Regions from separate parts of the Homo sapiens genome. Here region 1 is linked to region 2. A link is an interaction called in ENCODE POLR2A ChIA-PET data of the cell type or tissue named here. Cell type or tissue: CD4-positive, alpha-beta T cell. All regions are shown on one strand. Each heading gives the region's core, and the rest is flanking DNA. Links, peaks and the distances in the headings are about the cores only. Region 1 overlaps LINC01619 (long intergenic non-protein coding RNA 1619). Region 2 overlaps LINC01619 (long intergenic non-protein coding RNA 1619).

Region 1 (2,921 bases), core at 270-2,769, 74 kb before region 2:
GAAAAAAAATCAAAAGACTATTTTGTGGCATATGGTAATTCTGTGAAATGCAAAGGTCAGTGTCCAGGGGTGAAGCATTATTGGAACCCCAAGTCATTTGTGCATTCTCTACGACCACTTTTGTGCAACAGCTGTGGAGATGAGGAGTTGCTTCACAGCCCGAAGAGTAAATATTCGCTGGCCCTTTGCAGAAAAAGTTCCATCCCTGCTTTGAGCTTTTTGCCTGGCTTAAACCATCCTTTTTGACCATTTCTGAAGTCTGAGGATAAGTTGAGATGGGTGAGAAACTGTCCATAATCCCAAGGTTTCCATCACCTTTGTCTGAAAAACGTTGTCAGTGCTACCATTTCCTCTACACTTTCCCCTCTTTTTAGTTTAAAATGGAACGAATTTTTGAAGTTCTTTCTAAAGCTTCCTTTCTGTACTTGGCCTCTCCACAGTCAAATCCTATGCAGACCTTCAAACAAATACTTCAGGTTTAAAATGTTCCAGGGATGTCTGTGCACCCTGAGTGCAAATTTGAGGGGAAAGGAGGGGATCTGATAAAACTTCTTATTAAGATATTTTCACATTCCAGACTCCCTCTGCCAATCCACAGTGTTGGGTTGGCAGCCCAAGGTTGCAAGCTTGTCTGAGCCAACGGAAATGAATCTGTCCATCCCCAAGCAGGTGCCCGGTTTTCTGCCCTTAGCTCTCTGCCTTTGTTAATTTCAACAGCATATTTCTCAAAAGAAGTTGCTGACCACTTTTTTACTTCCTCTTCATCCTATTTATCAGAGGTTACTGGGAGTGTGGTCGTATGACTTTCTACTGACTCCACTGTATCTTACGGTGCTGGGACCTTCTTTTTGAACTCCAGCTTTTGCAAGATTGTTGGCCACAGCTATTCTGCATCTATTAAGTATGGAATCTTTCTTCGTCAAAAGTTAACAGCAGTGGCTCTGTGTAGTGGATTGTGGGTGACTGTTTTTCTCTTCGTACTTTTCTATGTCTTCTAAGGGAAACATGTATTTCTTTTATATCAAAGAGAAGAAAGTTTAAAAAAAGGTTCTAAAAGTACTGGTGTAGCAGTAATCTCTACTTACTAATCAGTGTCTACATTGCTTCTTTCCTTTGCTTACTGAAGAGTGCCCAGACATGTGCAGATAGTATTTCAATCAATGAAACCAGATAGATCAATTCTGTCTAATAAGACCCTATTAAAAAACATTAGGTGTATGTGAGAAAGTATCTAAGAGTGTTTTGTATTTGCATTAAAAGAAACCTGGACTTCTGGTTTGTGGTCCAGCATGTAAGGACAAGTAAAAAGCTGAACAATGGCTGGGCGCAGTGGCTCACACCTATAATCCCAGCACTTTGGGAGGCCAAGGCGGGTGGATCATTTGAGGTCAGGAGTTCAAAACCAGCCAAGCCAACATGGTGAAATCCCATCTTTACAAAAAATACAAAAAATTAGCTGTGTGTAGTGGTGTATACCTGTAATCCCAGCTACTTGAGAGGCTGAGGCAGGAGAATTGCTTGAATCTAGGAGGTGGAGTTTGCAGTGAGCCGAGATCATGCCACCGCACTACAGCTTGGGTGACAGAGCGAGACTCTGTCTCAGTAAAAAAGAAAACAAACAAAAAAGCTGAACAAACAAACAAAAAACCAACAAAACAAAAAACCCAAAAAGCTGGAATGGTACTTATTGAATTGTCAATAGTAGTTATCTCGAAGTAGATTCTAGGGTCATGAGTACTTTTACTTTATGCTAAATTTGTTGGTTTATTTTGAATTTTAATTGTGATTATGTGTTACATTTGTAATGATAAAAATATTTGAAAGTAATTTAAGAATCCCAATCTCACATATATTTCCAAAGATCTTTGAATATCCAGTGGTCCCACCTACATCTGTTATTAATTAACCCCTTACTTCCACCCTCTCTTACAGCAAGAAACCCTGACGCTTAGCCCTAATATTCCCCACCATGGAAAATTTGGAAAATGTTAGTATGAGAGCTGATCTGGGTTGGGTAAAGCTGTTAAACTTTCTTTATGGCTTTTGCTTTTTGGGTTATGCATAGAAAGGCTTTTTCTACTCCAAGGTTATTTTGAAAAAAATCTGCTTTTATTTTGTCTCGAATATTTTGTTATTTAGGATTATTGTACTGTACAATTTCTAATCCACCTGGAATTTATTTGTGTATAAACTGTAAGGTAATAATCAGATACAGGATTTTTGACCTTACTATTCTGTAATCAACACAAATTAAAGTTGACATTTACAAGTGCACATGGTAAAAATAAATTATTAATTAGTTACATCCAGAATAAAATATTTTTGACAAATTTTTATCTGTAATATTTGACTTCATAGAAACAATGGTAGTAGAAGAAAACTCCCTTTATGGCTTTGGCTTTGGGTTATGGATAGAAAGGTTTTTTTCTACTCTAAGATTATAAAAATAAAAAAAATCTACTTTTTTTTTTTGGCGGGGGGGGGATGGAGTCTTGCTCTGTTGCCCAGGCTGGAGTGCAGTGGCATGATCTCGGCTCACTGCAAGCTCCATGTCCTGGGTTCACGCCATTCTCCCATCTCAGCCTCCCAAGTAGCTGGGACTACAGGCGCCCGCCACCATGCCCGGCTAATTTTTTGTATGTTTTAGTAGAGATGGGGTTTCACCGTGTTAGCCAGGATGGTCTCAATCTCCTGACCTCGTGATCTGCCCTCCTTGGCCTCCCAAAGTGCTGGGATTACAGGTGTGAGCCACCGTACCCAGCCTCTATTTTTTTCTAATACTAGTTTTTCCCTAAGAGCAGCAAAAGTTTTAACTGAAAGATTTGTTCAAAAAAATACAATTTGCTGCAAGCCATTAGAAGATTTAAATGAAAATAAATTTTGGTCTTAATGAAAATAATTTTAATAAGATAAAAATAGAA
Region 2 (2,921 bases), core at 155-2,654:
TTGTTAGTGCCTCCTTTCATTATTATTATTTTTTGCTTTCCGAGACTAGACAATGTTTAACAGAAGAATCCCAACCAGCTTCTGTGCCTTCATTCAGTTTGGTGGAAACCAATTTACCTGATGCAAACTAATTTAATCTATAACTGCTTGGGGGCTCACTTCAGCTGTAAACAAGTAGACCTGGAGATTAAGCATGGTTCCTTTAAGAATCAAGGAAGAACTAATGCACACTCCCACCAACAGTGTAAAAGCATTCCTATTTCTCCACATCTTCTCCAGCATCTGTTGTTTCCTGATTTTTTAATGATCACCATTATAACTGGCGTGAAATGGTATCTAATTGTGGTTTTGATTTACATTTCTCTAATGACCAGTGATGATGAGCTTTTTTTCATAGGTTTATTGGCCACATAAATGTCCTCCTTTGAGATGTGTCTGTTCATATCCTTCGCCTGCTTTTTGATGGGGTTGTTTGTTTTTCTCTTGTAAATCTGTTTAAATTCCTTGTAGATTTTGGATATTAGCTCTTTGTCAGATGGATAGATTGCAAAAATTTTCTCCCATTCTGTAGGGTGCCTGTTCAACCATTGTGGAAGACAGTATGATGATTCCTCAAGGACCTAGAACCAGAAATACCATTTGACACAGCTATCCCATTACTGGGTATATACCCAAAGGATTATAAATCATTCTACTATAAAGACACATGCACACGTATGTTTATTGCAGCACTATTCACAATAGCAAAGACTTGGAACCAACCCAAATGCCCATCAATGATAGACTGGATAAAGAAAATGTGGCACATATACACCATGGAATACTATGTAGCCACAAAAAGGATGAGTTCATGTCCTTTGCAGGGACATGGATGAAGCTGGAAACCATCATTCTCAGCCAACTAATACAGGAACAGAAAACCAAACACTGCATGTTCTCACTCATAATTGGGAGTTGAACAATGAGAACACATGGACACAGGGAGGGGAACATCACACACTGGGGCCTGACATTGGGTGGGGGTTCCAGGGGAGGGATAGCATTAGGAGAAATACCTAATGTAGATGGCAGGTTGATGGGTGCAACAAACCACCACGGCACTTGTATACCTATGTAACAAACCTGCACATTCTGCACAGGTATCCCAGAACTTAAAATACAATAATAAAAAAAAAGAATATAGGAAGAGTGCCAGGGTTACTTTGGCACTCTTCCTATATTGGTATGTTGTTATCAACCCAGAGTGAGCTTTCTTTTCATTAATAAGGTGAAAATAAAGAGGTGTATCAGTTCTGCACTGCTCCTTTCTCAGGCAGGGTTTTCTTAACTCTTCATAGAACAGAAACGTTCTCTCTTGAAGATTGAAGACAAAGGTAAACACTTGCCTGGGAAATATGGTTTTTGACTCTAGCTTTGAGGTTCATGCTGTACTCAGAACATCCTGTTCTTCTCAACTGACTGTGATGTGGTAGATAGCAGTCCCTCCCGGGCTGTTAACAGCTGAGCTCATTTTTCATAGATGCTGCTCAGTGAGGCTGAGGAAATGGGCCACTGCTGCTTCCTCCTTTGTCACTCTTACCATTAAGGATGGGTACTCCCGGTTTCTTTGAGAAGGCACTTGCCATCTTCTCTTAAATTAGATCTTTAATTCCTTTGAGATATTTGGCAAACTTAGATAGTACTGGAAGCTTAGTGAGTGGAAAAGAAATCTCAAAAAATCATTTGTTTAGCATAGGAGAAAGCTACTCTGTTGAACCCTGCTGTGATAGAGTTAGGAAACGAAGAGTGGCTTCTGGGAAAAGGTGTAATAAAGCCTGATACTGAGAAAAGACAGCATTAGTAAAGTCATCCAGCTTTTTAGGAACTGGAATTTCTGACTTCTCAATGACCCCTTCAGTAAGAGCTGGAGAAGTGGCTTTTTGTGCAACAGATATGTTAACTTCCGAATAAACCTGTGTTTAGTAATCACATCTATCACAAACACACAAATGTAATAAGAAAAAAAGTTTCATTTCTGTGGTCAGGAACCTGATGCAAAATTATTCCATTGCATTTGGAGATTATAAAGGCATAAGTGGAATAGGGGTGGCTTCTGCTGGTCACCAGCAAAGGAAGCTGTTTCCCTTCTGCCTCCTCTGCTGTGTTGCAAAGTGTCTGCTTTGTCATCCAGGAGATGGACAACAGTGGTGTCTGTTTTTTGGATGGCATTTGTTAGAGAGCATAAGGTATGTCCTGTGACTCTGCTTCTCACTGGGCAGTTCCAAAACTTGCCTTAGCATTGGAATAATGAAACTGCTTTAATAAGAACAGTGAGATCCTTTGTCAAACCCAGACCGGTTGAAAAGAAACACATAAGAATAAGGCCTGTCCATCTATAATTTTACACAGGTTATTCATACTATAATTAACCAGGGAGTCACTACTCTTGTCTTGCCTCATTGGGCTGGATAAATTAATCAATCAAATTAGCAACTTTTGCCACGCATTCATTAGGATGTGTAGACATGACTCCAGGGCAGGCCAGTCTTCAACTAGGAGCAGTGGGTAGGGAATGGAAGGTGACAATTAGAAGGATATGCCAAGGCTGAGCCAATGTAAGGAGCATTGAGGCATCATATAGGAAAGCCCAATATAAGATGAAAAGGATTCCTGGGATGTTCGTCTGCATGGATTTTAAAGACTGGGTTGTTAAAAGAACAGAGAGTGGCAAAGCCCACTTTGCTTCATTCAAGTTAATCAACATATCTCATTTCCATCTGGCCATAATGCTCACCATTTTTATGGTAATCATCATGGTCAGCAATCAGAGATGTGTGTTAAAACCCCATTCCTTCCAAACAGAGATGTGAAACAGAGGAAATCTAAGTCAGATATTTCAATGCAACATGTATGTAGGTGGTAGTGTAGTCTCCCTTTTACAC

What was found. Peaks named below come from ENCODE experiments on the same cell type or tissue, not always from the same donor. Only the 100,000 strongest peaks of a DNase experiment are listed, where the experiment ranks them.
Region 1: POLR2A ChIA-PET joins it to region 2 with 10 read pairs; 8 of 35 experiments call an interaction of 5 or more read pairs at or near these places.

The regions. Positions count from the first base shown.
Region 1 is chr12:92,103,684-92,106,604 of GRCh38, reverse strand. All of the region lies in intron 1 of LINC01619 (long intergenic non-protein coding RNA 1619), which reads left to right. Among named protein-coding and RNA genes, the nearest start is that of LINC01619, 38 kb to the left of the region's middle. In CD4-positive, alpha-beta T cell, for the core only: no CTCF peak of the experiment used is centred there; no DNase peak of the experiment used is centred there.
Region 2 is chr12:92,029,364-92,032,284 of GRCh38, reverse strand. All of the region lies in intron 1 of LINC01619 (long intergenic non-protein coding RNA 1619), which reads left to right. Among named protein-coding and RNA genes, the nearest start is that of LINC01619, 110 kb to the left of the region's middle. In CD4-positive, alpha-beta T cell, for the core only: no CTCF peak of the experiment used is centred there; a DNase peak (open chromatin) is centred at 1,464; H3K4me3 peaks cover 787 bases; H3K27ac peaks cover 2,049 bases.